2 separate regions of the Homo sapiens genome follow, and region 2 is linked to region 1. Evidence: chromatin contacts called from ENCODE Hi-C data. All regions are on one chromosome and are shown on one strand. The core of a region is the stretch at or near the end of the contact, and the rest is flanking DNA. Distances in the headings are between cores, read along the strand shown.

What was found. A loop is a pair of places that touch in the nucleus more often than their neighbours do. Pooled maps may share reads with other maps.
Region 2: a loop to region 1 is called in a pooled map, with 6 times the contacts of the local background. The contact joins the promoter of ARB2A here to the enhancer-like site in region 1. A Hi-C loop is called at or near these places in 2 of 37 single-sample maps with no recorded cell type and 2 of 50 pooled maps.

What each region holds. Positions count from the first base shown.
Region 1 is chr5:92,903,940-92,910,897 of GRCh38, forward strand. No RefSeq gene overlaps it. Among named protein-coding and RNA genes, the nearest start is that of LINC02058, 32 kb to the right of the region's middle. Within about 2 kb of position 4,194, at least 2 of the 41 ENCODE cell types and tissues checked have a DNase peak (open chromatin) inside an H3K27ac peak, as active enhancers do.
Region 2 is chr5:94,107,860-94,114,817 of GRCh38, forward strand. ARB2A (ARB2 cotranscriptional regulator A) reads right to left here and starts at 3,804. Exons shown (of 11, transcript NM_032042.6): 1 at 3,652-3,804. LOC105379087 (a long non-coding RNA gene) reads left to right here and starts at 3,843. Exons shown (of 7, transcript XR_001742441.2): 1 at 3,843-3,880; 2 at 4,466-4,545; 3 at 5,696-5,806; 4 at 6,888-6,942.

The DNA of each region.
Region 1 (6,958 bases), core at 2,944-5,443:
CTTTCAACAAACATTGAATCTATTTTCAAGTAATCTTAATTCAATTATTTAATGAAAAATAGACCATTGACATCTGGGGCTGTGTGTGTGTGTGTGTGTGTGTGCATCACTGATTTGTACTTTTGAAACACTCCTATGCTGGCTATGTTGTAATTTCTTTTCATTTCTCCTGGATAAAGAATTATCTCTATTTGTAGAAGTTTTCTCACTAACAATACCATGCACTTTAGTCTACATTAGAATGAAGCTGCACAGGACTCTGCTTCTTCTTCTGCCTGTACAGAGCTGTCTTCTTCAATGAGCACATTGTACTGCTTTTCCTTCTCTTCCGGAGAGAGGAGGTTTCAGAGAAAGTGATATAAAGTTTGTGATTATCGCTTCAGAATTGAAACTGTTTTTACTGGCCCTTTAAATCATAGAGAACAATACTGCCCAAGCCACTGATATCCTATCTATATCGGGTGGCCACTTAAATGTTATTTTTCTGCAGATCTTTGCACCTTTTCACATGTGTTTTCTTTAAGTTAAAACAAAAATAAATATGTTTTTGATTATTCATTTATTTCGGTCTGTTAAAACTTGAGCTCCTTCAACTTATTTCGTGTTGGTTTAATTGCTTATAGAGGTTAAAATACTTTCAATGAAATAACCAATCTTGTACTCATTCTACTACGTAACAGAGGGTATTTTCTTAGGATTTGTAAGGAAAATTCCCGAGTACCTTTTAGAAATTTTAGTATGTCTCAATTAAAATAAAATATTATTTTTTTGAAAAAAAGCTAAAATGTGTCAATTAGAAAAATGAGACTTATTGAAATTTCTGTAAAATAAATCACACATTTATATGACTTTCAGAAATATTGATAAAAGAATTTTAATAATCATATTTATATTGTGGACTCAGGACAAGGTAAAAATATGTGCCCTTTTATTTACTTACTATCTAAAAATTAAAGGATTTATTCTGAATTTTGTTAATATGAATCAAGTTCTATGTAAGCTATGGATATAATACAGTTATATTTCTTACTTTGGTGAAAAGTGATTTCACAGGAGTAGTGTAGAACCCCTGTTAAAATCATGAGTCACACATAGTCCGTTTGAGTCGTGGTCTTGCCACACTACCTATGTTACCTGGGAAGCTGCTCTATTTCCTCCTAGGTATAAAAGGCATGACAATTCGTATTTTGAAAGTTCATTAAAAGGCAACTGAAATAATATATAAAGAACTTTAGAGAGTTATTTGCTCATAATAAGCACTAAATAAGTGGTTGCTATCATTGTTACTGTTAATAATATCAGTTTTAAAGTTTACTAAATATCATTGTCTTCTTCTGAATTGCTCCATCACTAGGGCAAGTTGCCTCTCCAAGATCCATTTCAATTTTGACTTGTTCCTATACTTCCTTGATTTTTCTGGCTCTTATTGATCTCTCTAATTGCTTCATTAGTGATTCTTACCCCTTTCCCCCAAGTGAATTGTAAATTCATAGAGATCAGGGATCATGCCTTCTATTACTTCTATTATTTCTGAATTCCTTAAAATATATTTATTATCTCATTGTTATGGTTGTTTATTGCTATATAATATACAATCCCAAAACTTAGTAACTTAAATGACAGCCATCTTATTAAGTCTCGTAATTTCTGTGGGTCAAAAATTTGGACGGAACATTGCTGAGTGATTCTTCTATTCCAGGTCACTGACAAGTGACAGAGTTACTTGGTGGCATTCACCCAGCAGATGGACATGGAAAGTCAAACTTTACTCACATGTTCGGTGCCTTGGCAGCACTAGTGGGAATATTGGGCATGGGTGGGAGTGTCAGTAAGAGTGCCATTGCCTACATATGGAGTATGTGTCTTGCCCCTCCAGGATGGTGACATCATGGTAGTTGGGCTTCTTACCAGCTCAAGTTCCCAAGTGCATGACCTTATATTACTCAGCCTCAGAAGGAAAGTAATTGTAGGCCCACTCAGGTGCATGGGAGGGGACATAGAGCCCATCTTTTGATGGGTGGAGTGTCAAATAATTGTAGCCATGGCTTAAAACTGCCACAATCCTCTATGACACAAAGAATCCCTTGAGAGTGGACACTATATGCTGGTCACAGTTATATCATCAACTACGTCTTATAGATCAGAAGATACTCAATAAATAATTTTTAAAAGAGCCAATAAGGCATTAGCTTTGAAAAAAATTATTAAAAACTTAGCCTTTTTTCATAGTCTCTGTAGTTAAGAAAAATTAAACTAATGATTTTGAAGTTTTTTTTTATACAGAATCTAGTCTTTACTAACCTTTTCTACCATGAAACCATGACTATATTGAAAATTTTCTCATTTCTGTTTCCTTGAACTCCTAGCCTCGAGCAATCCTCCTGCATCAGCCTCCCAAAAGTCCTGGGATTACAAGCATGAACCACTGCACCTGGCTGCATTAGTGTTTCCTAAGCTTTATTAGTTTCTGACTCAATCTCTTTTCCTTTTGTCATCTCCTGTGTGTGTGTGTGTGTGTGTGTGTGTGTGATTTGAAGTCAGAAGATATGATGTTTTCTGCCAATAATTCTGTGTAAGCCACTTCTTCAGTCACATTTGCTCTTTTGTAACAATAATGTGGCTAAGTTAGATGATATTTAAGGCTTCATACAGCTCTACAACTCTGCAACTATAGGTTTATTATTCTTATAATAATATGAGAGAGAGGCATAGCATGGTACTAAGAGTACTGGTATTGTAGTCAATAGGGCATGGATGTTTGTTCCAGACCTGCCACCTGCTAGTGGTATAACTTTTAGAGATAATAATTTCTCTATTAAGTTTTCAGGGTTGTGGTAAATCTAATGACATAATGAATATGATAACCTGTAAAGAGTCGCATGTAATGGCCGAGAAACATTTCTCTATCCTCTTACGAGGCCAGGGAAGAAGAAAGTTATAAAGGGTTTTAAAGAGGACGTGTCATTACACTAAATACAATTTTGGAGCACTTCTATGAACAGGCATCTATGCTGGAACATCTCCGGCTCCAAAACCTGCAACTAAGCACGGCCTATGCAAATATTATCCTTTTTCCTTATTTGGAGGCTGCATTTCTAATCATTGAAAACATGCACATTGTCAGGGAAAGACACTGATAATTCAGCCACTGAGCCAGTATAGAGAAGTTATTCATTCCTGGGTTCAACCCAAGGTCAAAAACATCAAACCCCAACCATTAAGCAAAATGGTGACAGGCATGGTAGAGATGACCTGGAGTAAATATATTGCACAGAGGAAGCAAGGTCAGGAATACAACAGGCCTGAAAAAATGTTGCAGAGACAAAGTCAGGAACAACTAGTTTAGAGTTCAGAGGTGTACATGAACAGAATCTTCCAGATGGAATAAAAGAGACCAGCAAAGGAGGAACCAGCCACCAACAAACTGGAGATGCAATGGAAATCCTCTGTGTCTAACTGCATTTATAAGCTGCATATCCTTCCAAACTCCATCTTCTCCACAGTCCAGACCTCCTTACCTTGGACAAATCTGGTGAAGACATAGAAAGCAATGTATTCTTACTTTCTTGCTGAAGAAGACAGTTTGTTTTGGCCTTCCGTGCTCAGAGTAAAGATAGGGCTCACTTCTTAAAATCTGTCTCTTCAGTCAGCTTGAGCCCAACACTGTTTTGGATGTATTATATTTTAACGTTCCCATTCAAAGGATGTTGAATCCAGTAGGTTTAAGAACACTCACTTTTTTTATTAGTGCGTACTTTTGTTCTCAGCAATGAGAATTTCTTCCTAATATTGTTTCAGTTCATCTAGGCTTAACAGAAAACATCACCTGTACCAGGGCAATATAAAAAATATACCTCTGTGTCTTGGGCCTAGGTGTGAATGGCACTATAATGGTTTGGTTGTGGGGCTATAATGTGTGATAATTTATGAAAATATAGAAAGGAATGGCCAATTTCTACATCCTGTTGTCCATATGGTGAAAGTCAAGAAAGGGTCAAGCTCTGCCTTGCCTTTGTTTAAAACACCTTTTTGAAGCCCAGTTCTTGGCCTGCCACTATGGAGACCTCTTCTGCAGCTCTGGGTGTCTGGGAAATGCCTGTTTCATTAGGACTCCTGACCCCTATCATTTTACACTTCAGAAGGAGTGACCAGCTCACTTAAAACAAAGAAGCTTTGACCTTTCTCCCCTTCTGAAACCAAAAACAGATGAAATTAAAGTGACTCATTTCCGGTTCTAAATATACTCTAAGAAACATCTTTTTCAAGTAGTTTTGGGCTGCGAGTTTTTAAAAAAAATTTTGCCTTGTTTTTATTTTATATTTCCACATAAGTATCTCATTCCCTTTTTGTCAAGGTCAATGTATTTATTACTTATATTCATGGTGTAACTCACTATACTTTATTTTTCCTTCCAGCTTTCTTACTTTCTTCCTCTTTTTTCTTCTTTTTTTATCTGTGTTGTTTATAACTGTGACCCTTGATCTTCCAAGTCTTAAAACAGCTTGGCTTTCAGCAGCTAAATCTGACAAGGTCAGCATTTTTCTATTTATTCTGAGAATACTGTTTACCCTCTGGGGTTTTTAAAAGCAATTCTGTAAAACATCACTTGGAAAAGTTTGTAGCATTCATTGAGACTTCCATAAAGTCAGAACACAATAAATGACAATTTCTTGCTCTGATTTTTGAAGTTTCAGACAATCATCACTACCTGATCATTTGGTGCCTAAACAGCTGCACTGACCAACATTTTAAAATTAAAATTATTAGATTAAAACAATCAATATTATATAAATATAATTTATTTTACTTCAGTAGAATGCCTTTGACAACTTTAATCAAAACTAAACAAATAACTCTTGAGTTTTGCCTTTCAGAAAATACTTCCATTAGAAATTGCATACACAGACATTATACTATTTATTTTAAGTTTTGAATGAGGATACAGAGGAAGCAGGCCTTTTCCGTAGCCAGGCTGTAGAACAAATCTACTTTTGATCAGAACTTAAGTTGCGAGACAGTTGGGGATCATAACTTATACTTAAGATACAAAATCTGTTTCTGAGCTGGTGAAATTGAGAATGTTAGTAGAGAAAGACTAATGCATTTTCAAAGGTTCAAAGATATTCTACCAGGCCTGGTACAGCTCTACATTCACTAGAGCTACTGTGGACACCTCTGCATCCCTGTGAACAGACCAGTTTACAAACTTTGAGATCAAGCTGAAAATATAACTTCCTAGCTGTGCAGTTTCAGTTCAGAAAGTCTCACCACTGCATCCAGAATTCTCTGCAATAGGCTTGATGGGGAAGCCAAAGTATGTAATATGTTCCAATCTTGTTAAGAAGCTTATTCACTAGACTATAAGGGGAAAAAAAAATTAACTCCAGAAAATGTACTGCATTAACAAACTGAGACTCTCTGGTGGTAGACAGGCTTGGAGAGGGGTGAGAGTATAAGTGTGCCATTGCAAATGTTTTGTAGTGTCTTCGGGAAGAGTGGGGCTCTTGAATCCCTAGCTCAGGAGAATCAAGGAGCAGGTGGTGCCTGGGAGGCTAAACACTGCTAAGTCTGCATTTATTCCTTTAGCTGTATCTGTGCATTAATTCAATAAGATGGTCTAATAAAATAATGCATTTTCAAAATGCTTAGCTGGCATTTGGGGAGGGGGTGGGCATTTTCATTATTTACTAAGGAATGCATTTTGAAGGAATTTGTGACTGAAGACAGCTTGCGCTGTAGGCTGCTCTCGCCTCCAGGGGTCACCCTTCCCTTTAATGACTATACAACAATAGTCTGAGACCCCCACCCTCAGGGACTTTAGTCTTTTAGCAATTTCTCGTGCCCTAGTAACTCTGAGAATTCCAGAGACTGCTTATATGTCTCAGAACCTGTGCTGGTGGTCGCTTTCACCCCTCCCAGCCATCTGTCTCTGTCTACAGTCACACCCTCCGCCGGCACCCTCTGGCTGCCTGAGTCTGACTTCCCTCAAGCCATTTCTGCTCCCTTCATGCCATTTTGTGCTAAGTGTGGACATGAGTCTGTCTCATTATTCCCCACAGCACAGTCAATAGCAGGTTCAAATATCTAACAAAATTTTGCTGAAGGCTTAGGGATAACTGTAAGAAAGAAATAATAAGAAAAAAAAAGAAAGAAAATAAATATAGAATAAAACACTAGATTTATATGACTTCCCCAAGTGTGCACACCTCCAGAAGCTTCCTCCTAAACGTCTCTCTCCTTTATACACACACACACACACACACACACACACACACACCCTTCTTACTTCACATTATACTGGCTAGCCTGCTTCTGTCTCATCTAGAATTAAGACCCTCAAATTCTTTGTGACCTCCACAGGGGGAAACTTTATTTTCTTGAAAGAAAACATGATGTGATCTGCAAAGAATACGATTATTTGTATTATCATATATGGGAGTTTATCTCACCAATATATCAAAATTTCTCATTCAAAATAAAATATTTGCTTTATCTTATTTTGATCAAGATGGGAGGAAAAGCTGTGCAGTTTAAAGGACAGGATGTTCCTTTCTTCCAGTAGTTAATTTTCAAACAAATTTTGGTGACCACCTGGGTACCCTGTTTCACTGGTAAGTTCGTATCTAAAATGAAGCACCCAGTGTGATTTAAGGAGAGGTCCTGGCATCTTGAGATCACTCAGAATCAAAGGCAATATGCGAATATCAAAGCTGCAAGTATAAAGGGATAAGGCAAGAACTGGAGCCTGCAGGCTGATGAGTCCCCTAGTTCTAGCCTTAGCCAGTGTAGACTGAGGATAGCAACACTTTTGGGGGAAAAGCGAGTGACTGTGTACGGAGAGTCATGAGATGGAAAAGAAAACTGCAAAAGTGATCAGAAACTCAGATTTTTAACATATTATGTCTTCTTGGTGGAATGGAATTTTCTTTGTAAAGACTAGGGGTTGATTAGAAAAACC
Region 2 (6,958 bases), core at 2,554-5,053, 1.2 Mb after region 1:
CCGAACCACATACTGAGATGAAGCTGGTGATTTGCACTCCCTCATTCTACCCTCCATCCCATGCCAATCTGTAGAGCATAGCTCTATATTACTTTTTTTCACTTTGATTCTGGGTCCCCTCTCCTCTGCTGTCAGTTCTGGGGCTCATGATCCATCACTATTACTGATCTTTGCCACTCTCCATCTAGTGAAATCAAACTGCTACACTGATATCTAACACATCTTTTCTGTTTCTTCATCATTTTTTGGCTCTTCTGGTACCTGCTCTTCTCAGCAAGAACCAGAACACGTCTTTTCTGTTTCTTCATCCTGTTTGGCTCTTCTGGTCCCCGCTCTTCTCAGCTACAAAACAAACGACATCTACTACACAGGCACAGTCAGCCATTTAATATACTCCTTTTCTTCTAATTAAAAAGAAAAAAAAATCAAAACAGGCCAGGATAGTCTTTGGCTTTCTGAACTGTTTTCATGGCAATTTGAACCAAAAGGTTCATTTATTATTATAGAAGATGGTGTATTTTTTTTTTTAATTTCTAAGTTTGGAGTTACTACAGATACCTGGTCAACAGACAAGTTGAGAGTTTTTACAATTACAGGATTAAAGAGTTAAAATGCAATAAAAGTCATGGTGGCTGCCTTCTTAACCCTTAAAAACTCCACCAAATAAATCTCCAAAAATTTTTATTAAATCATATCTTAAAATAAATTCATAGAACTCCAAAAATATATACCAGTGGTCAAAAAGGACATGAAAAGATGCTTAACATCACCAATCATTAGGGAAGTGCAAATTAAAACCACAGAGAGATACTACTTTACACCCATCAGGATCGCTATTATCAAAAAAACAAAAAATGTGTTTGGCAAGGATGTGGAGAAATGGTGAGGATGTGGCAAAATGTTGGTGAGGATGTGGAGAAATTGGACTCCTTTGCATTGCTGGTGGGAATGTAAAATGAGGTGGCTGCTGTGGAAAAGAGTGTGTCAATTCCTCGAAAAAAAGTATACATATAGATATATATACATATAAAATTTCCATGTGATCTAGCAATTTCCCTTCTGGAGAGATATCGAAAAGAAATGAAAGCAGAGAGTTGAACAGATATTTGCACTCTCATGTTCATAGCAGCATTATTCACAATAACCAAAGGATGGAAACAACCCAAGCATCCATGGATGAATGAATGGATAAACAAAATGTATTAACAGCATATGCACACAATGGATAATTGTATTTCACCTTAAAAAGAACATTCTGACACACGCTACAACATGGACGAACGTTGGAGACATTATACTAAGTGAAATAAGCCAGTCACAAAAGGTCAAATAGTGCATGATTCCACTTATATGAGGTACCTAGAGTAGTCAAATTCATAGAGGCAGAAAGTAAATTGGCAGTTGTCAGGGGCTGAAGGTAACAGAAAACGAGGTGTGAGTGTTTAATAGGTATGAAGTTTCAGTTGGGGATGATGAAAAACTTCTGAGTGAAAAATAAAGTTGGCATAGTACAGGGACATACTCCATACTTAGTTACCAATGACTACTGTGCAAACCCAATCTGACTCTAAAAACAGAGACAGTACAAGTTGTATACAACTGAGTAAATAGTGCTTACTTTTGTTAGAGCTCAATGAAGAGCACAGAAACATCTCTACATATCTACAGACACCAGATTCTCCTCAGAGGTTTGTCTGGGAAAGCTGAAAAAAATAAACTGTAAATAAATAAAATCCCTCATGCCACCAAATCAAGGAATAAATATTCATTCTTGAGATTGTTAAGTACTGCTACCTCCATGCCTACATCCTTGCTATTCCAAATATATCAAACACGCTCCTGTCTCAGTGCCTTTGTACTAGGCCAACTCATTCCTCCATACTTGCGGAGCTCACTCCCTCATTTCATTCAGATCTCCACTCAAGTGTTCCCTTATCAGAGAGGGTGAGCTTACCACCCTATCTAAAATAGCATCCTCTATCATTCTCTCTCCCCTTAATTTATTTTTCTCTATACCTCTTTTTTTTTTTTTTTTTTTTTCTGGAGACGGAGTCTCGATCTGTCACCCAGGCTGGAGTGCAGTGGCATGATGTCGGCTCACTGCAACCTCCGCCTTCCCGGTTCAAGCAATTCTCCTGCCTCAGCCTCCAGAGTAGCTGGGAATACAGGCGCACGCCACCACACCCAGCTAATTTTTTTGTATTTTAGTAGAGACGGGGTTCACCGTGTTGCCCAGGCTGGTCTCAAACTCCAGGGATCAGGCAATCCGTCCGCCTCGGCCTCCCAAAATGCTAGGATTACAGGCGTGAGCCACCGCGCCCTGCCTTTCTCTATACCTCTTAATCACTACTTGTTATATATTTACTTGTTAATTATACGTCTCCATCCACTAGAATGTAAGTTCCAGGAGCAAAAGGACTTTCTATTTTGTTTACTGCTGTCTTCCCATCACCTGAACACTATCCGGCACACTGAAGGTTGCCAGTAAATACTTGCTAAATGGATAAACAAGTGGATGCTCATGGTTTCATAGATAATATTTCCCTCTTGGCCTTGGTACTATTTATTCTACCATATGGAGCAGCCATAGCCTGAAAGCATCCAGAGCATCCTTAACTTTTCAGCGTAGGATTCACTGGTTAAGTGGAAGTAAGGCCTAGTTGAAAATTCTGAAAGAAGCCTGGTACCAGCACTGTCACTGAGGCCTTAACGAAGCAGATCCAAAAATACTCTCTTACTCAGTTTCTACATTCGCTAAATGTATACAGTGTAACCGTCCCTCGCATTGTAGGATAAAGAATACACCTTATCAATGAGATATTTGTTATGCAGTATATGGCATGCGTTAATGCAAACGATGTCATGTACTACATTAAAAAATCGCACTGATATTTTGATAAATATACAATGCACTTGTAGATAAAAACCAGAGAATTTTTCCCTCTACAGCTTTTTTGAGGATTTGGGAGAAATGGACAAATGCAACAACATTGCATGTCATTAAATACAGTATATCCAAACACAACGAGTTTCTTGGCCCAACAGATATAGACCCTGGAGCACTATAAGAATATGTTAAACACCTGGATGAGGGAAAGAGAAGACTGCTTCCAAAACATACTTACTTTATTTCAAAGTCAAAAGTATTCAACACTTAATTCATACTGCATCCCAGAGAAACGTCCCACCCGCGCCCATGCATGTTACAAGTTTTGAGAGCATTTTATAACTGCACTTTAATCCCTCTGCAGTGAATGACTTCTGGTAAAGCGCTGGCAGTTAATAATACTTTTTGTAGAAAAAAAAATTAATACAACAACCACAATACCTCCACTCGCAAGAAAGCGGAGGAGGGCCCATTACTCTGTCTCCAGGGACTCCCAGAATCCCGTACGCCCCGACATAAGGAAAGTCATCCAGGGAACACACACGTCGCTCCCGCCTAGAGAGTGGAAATGGAACATGGGACCTGCCCATCAGCGGAGGCCCAGACACAAGTCAGAGGTGTCCGCAGGGAATGCAGCGTGGTTCCAGACAGCCTCGGTCCCCAGGGCCAGCGACCACCGCCTGAGACCGACCCAGGCCAGCCCCCTCCTGATTTCGACCCGGGCCTGCCCCCGGAGCTCACATCCCCGCAAACGGCAGTCCTACCTGAGCTCTGCCCCCAGCCACAGGGCTGAGGGGGCAGGCGGGAGGAGGCGTGGCCTTCCAGTTCGCCAGTCGAACTCCCTCGTGCGGTTGTTATGACTTTCCCTCTCGGGATCCGCGCCCCGACCAAGTTCGAGTTGCACTTCCGGGGTCTTCAGGAGATTGATACGTCATTACGCACTTGACGGCAGCGGCGGCGACAACCCGGAAACGGGCGGGGCGCGGGCCCTGGGTAGGTTCCTGTGGTATTAGGTGGACTGGAGAAAGAGGCCCGCGTGAATTAAGTGTAGTTCTCTTATGCACTGGCGGACTCTGGTCGCCCTTCCTTGTGAAGGCTGCCTGGGTAGCCGTAGAGGACGAGGCCACTCTAAAGCCTCGTTTTCCCAGCGGAATTTTAACTATTCTAAGGATGTCCTTACAGCCAGTTCCCCACTCCGCTACTCAGAGTGTGTCAGACTTTACCCTGTCCATTCAACTCCAGAAAAACCGGGAGGTCTAGATTCGGAAGATTAAATTTACCTTTGAATTAGGACATGTAAAATAGGAAGTTAATATTAGCATCCTAATGACAAAAGTTTTCTCGTTATCATACTTGACTCAAATGGGAATCTTACGGATATTAATGTTTTTTCCAGAAACAGGTTTGAAAGGTATTTCAAGGATAAATCTGGGGAAAGGGATGGAAGCAACTGATTTTTAATTTTTAGATAGTACTCTCAGAGCATTTATTTAGTCCAAAACTGTTAATTTAATGAATTAGGCTAAACTAGACGCTGGGGTAACAAAGCTGAGTTAGATACCCTCTCCTCTGAGGCAGCTAAAGAGAAGGAAAGTCTGGTGGCTGACAAGTAAACCAACAGTTATGTTCTTCAGAGAGGAGATCTCAGACTCTCTAAGGTATACTTCACTTCCACACTGTTTGTACTTTGCAAATGTACCCTGCCCCCTAAAATGTAAACTCACTGATGGTAGTGACATAATCTTGTCTTTTTAATGTATCCTCAACCATACAACAGTGCCTGTCCACAAAGTAGACAATAAATACTTATTGAATGACTGAATGATCACAGTGGTAAATAATAGATTGGGGAAATCTAGAAAAGTGTATAGGACAAGAAGAAAGTGGTGTAAGTAAGTGGCGGGAGATAAGGAGCAGTAAAAGGTGAGAGAATCCACTGGAGTTAGCCAGAACTGAGTACCTGAATGAATCTCGGGCATTGCAAGACTGTTAGGGCTTCATTTCCGGAAAGAACTCAAATGGTTTGTAGAGTGACACTTTATACTGAAGAGGAAGGCAACAGCCAGATTCTGAAAAGCTTTCTATGTCATGCTGAGTAATTTGATTTTCTGCTGCAGACAATTGGGGAAGCTGAAGGATTGTTGAACAGAGGAGGGAAACATTTTTATTTTGGTGGACTTTTGCAACAGTGACAGATTATATTAAAAAGATAAGGCTCCCAAAAATGTATAATCCCAGTTTAACCATGAGAAAAACATCAGACAAAATACCTGACCAGTACTACTCCAAACAGTTAAAGTCATGAAAAACAAGGAAAGTCTGAGAAACTGTCTGAGCCAAGAGGAGCCTAAAGAGACCAACTTTAATGTTGGATCCTGAAATAGAAATAGAACGTAAGTGAGAAAACTAGTGAAAATTGAATAAAAAAGTAACATTCCATTAAGAGAATATACCAATGTTTACATAAAATATGGAGATTGGTCAAAAGATGAGTGACATGACCTTTCAATATTTCCAGGATAGAGGCCCACTCAAGGGTTAGGGGAATGTACTTTGTTCAGTAGTAAACTATTGAACAAACATATGGGTGCTTCAGCCTGCAATTCCAGCTGGACTTACATGGGAATGAATGAGCCTTCAGATTGTTCCTGTCATTGAGTCAGCTGGGGTCCAAAATTTCATAAAGCAGAGACGAGCCATCCCCACTGTGCCCAGTTCTGAATTCCTGACCCACAGAAACAATTAGAGATAATGAAAATGATTCTTGTTACTTTAAGCCAGTAAATTTTGGAGTGATTTGTTTTTCAGCAAAAGAAACTAATAGCTGTATGACAACAGCCAAAGAGTAAATATCCTTTCAAGTCCAATCCTGCCTAAGATGTCAAAATCAAGAATGAAGAGGTTATGTGCTGAAACAGAGTGAGTCCTTTTCTCTCCTTACTCTACCCTAAATGGTAAACTCCTGCCTCAGCTGACCACAAAAATATCTTCTGCAAATCTGTGAGGAGAAAGGAGGGAAAGCAACAAAAATTGTATGTGGGCTTAGATGTTTTGTTAGAATTACAACAGCCCATGTGTAGCTTAGCAGAAACCATTACAATGATGACTACACAATATAGTACAAAAATGTCCCCTCATTTTAACCATAGTCATCTAAACTGTACAAGTTAGTTTATAATTTTAATTTATACATCTCTAGGGAAGCCAGAAACTTCAGTTTCTCTCCCCACCTCTCTTCTCTTGCACTTCAAAATCCTACTAAGATAAGGAAAAAGGAAAGGAGATTTGTTCCCTCCTGGCTAACAGCTGGTCCATCTTTGATCACTAGGATGATCAAAGAAATGTCCCTATACCATATTTTGCGTATCCTCCTCCTATTCCAGACCACTTCCTTGGGCATCTATCTTTTTATCAATCTACTCCCACCCTTCACATTAAATGATTTCAGTGACATACAGCAGACAGACACCTCCAAAAATACTAACAAGGCTACATGTTGTTCATTTAAGTTAAAAATAAAATTTAAACCTACTTATCATGACTAGGACTCAGTGCCAACATTTTGGCAGCTCAAGAAAATCCATTAAGGAAAATATTCTTAATTAGATGCTAAGGGCAAAGCTCTGTCCAAACTAACCAACTGTATTAGAATGAGGTCTGGATTCTGACTTAAATTTGGAGAATCAAGTAACATTCCTGCCCTTGCTCAAGCCCAAGCAGGAATGTGCTGTGGTTTGAATGTGTTCTCTAAAAATTCATGCATTGGAAACATAATTGCCATTGTAATAATATTAAGAAGTGAAGCTTTAAAGAGGTGATTTAGGTGATAGGGACTGTGCCCTCATAAAAGGATGAATGCCATTATTGTGGGAGTGGGTTAGTTATCATGGGAGTGAGCTCCTGATAAAAGGATAAATTTGGTCCCCATTTTCTCTCTGTCTTGTGCACTCTCACTACTCTGTCTCACCCTCTCTCCCCCTGTGATGCTTTCTGCCACAAGATGACCTTCACAAGATGCAGCCTCTGGATCTTGGACTTCCCCAGCCTCCAGAACTGTAAGCCAAATGAATC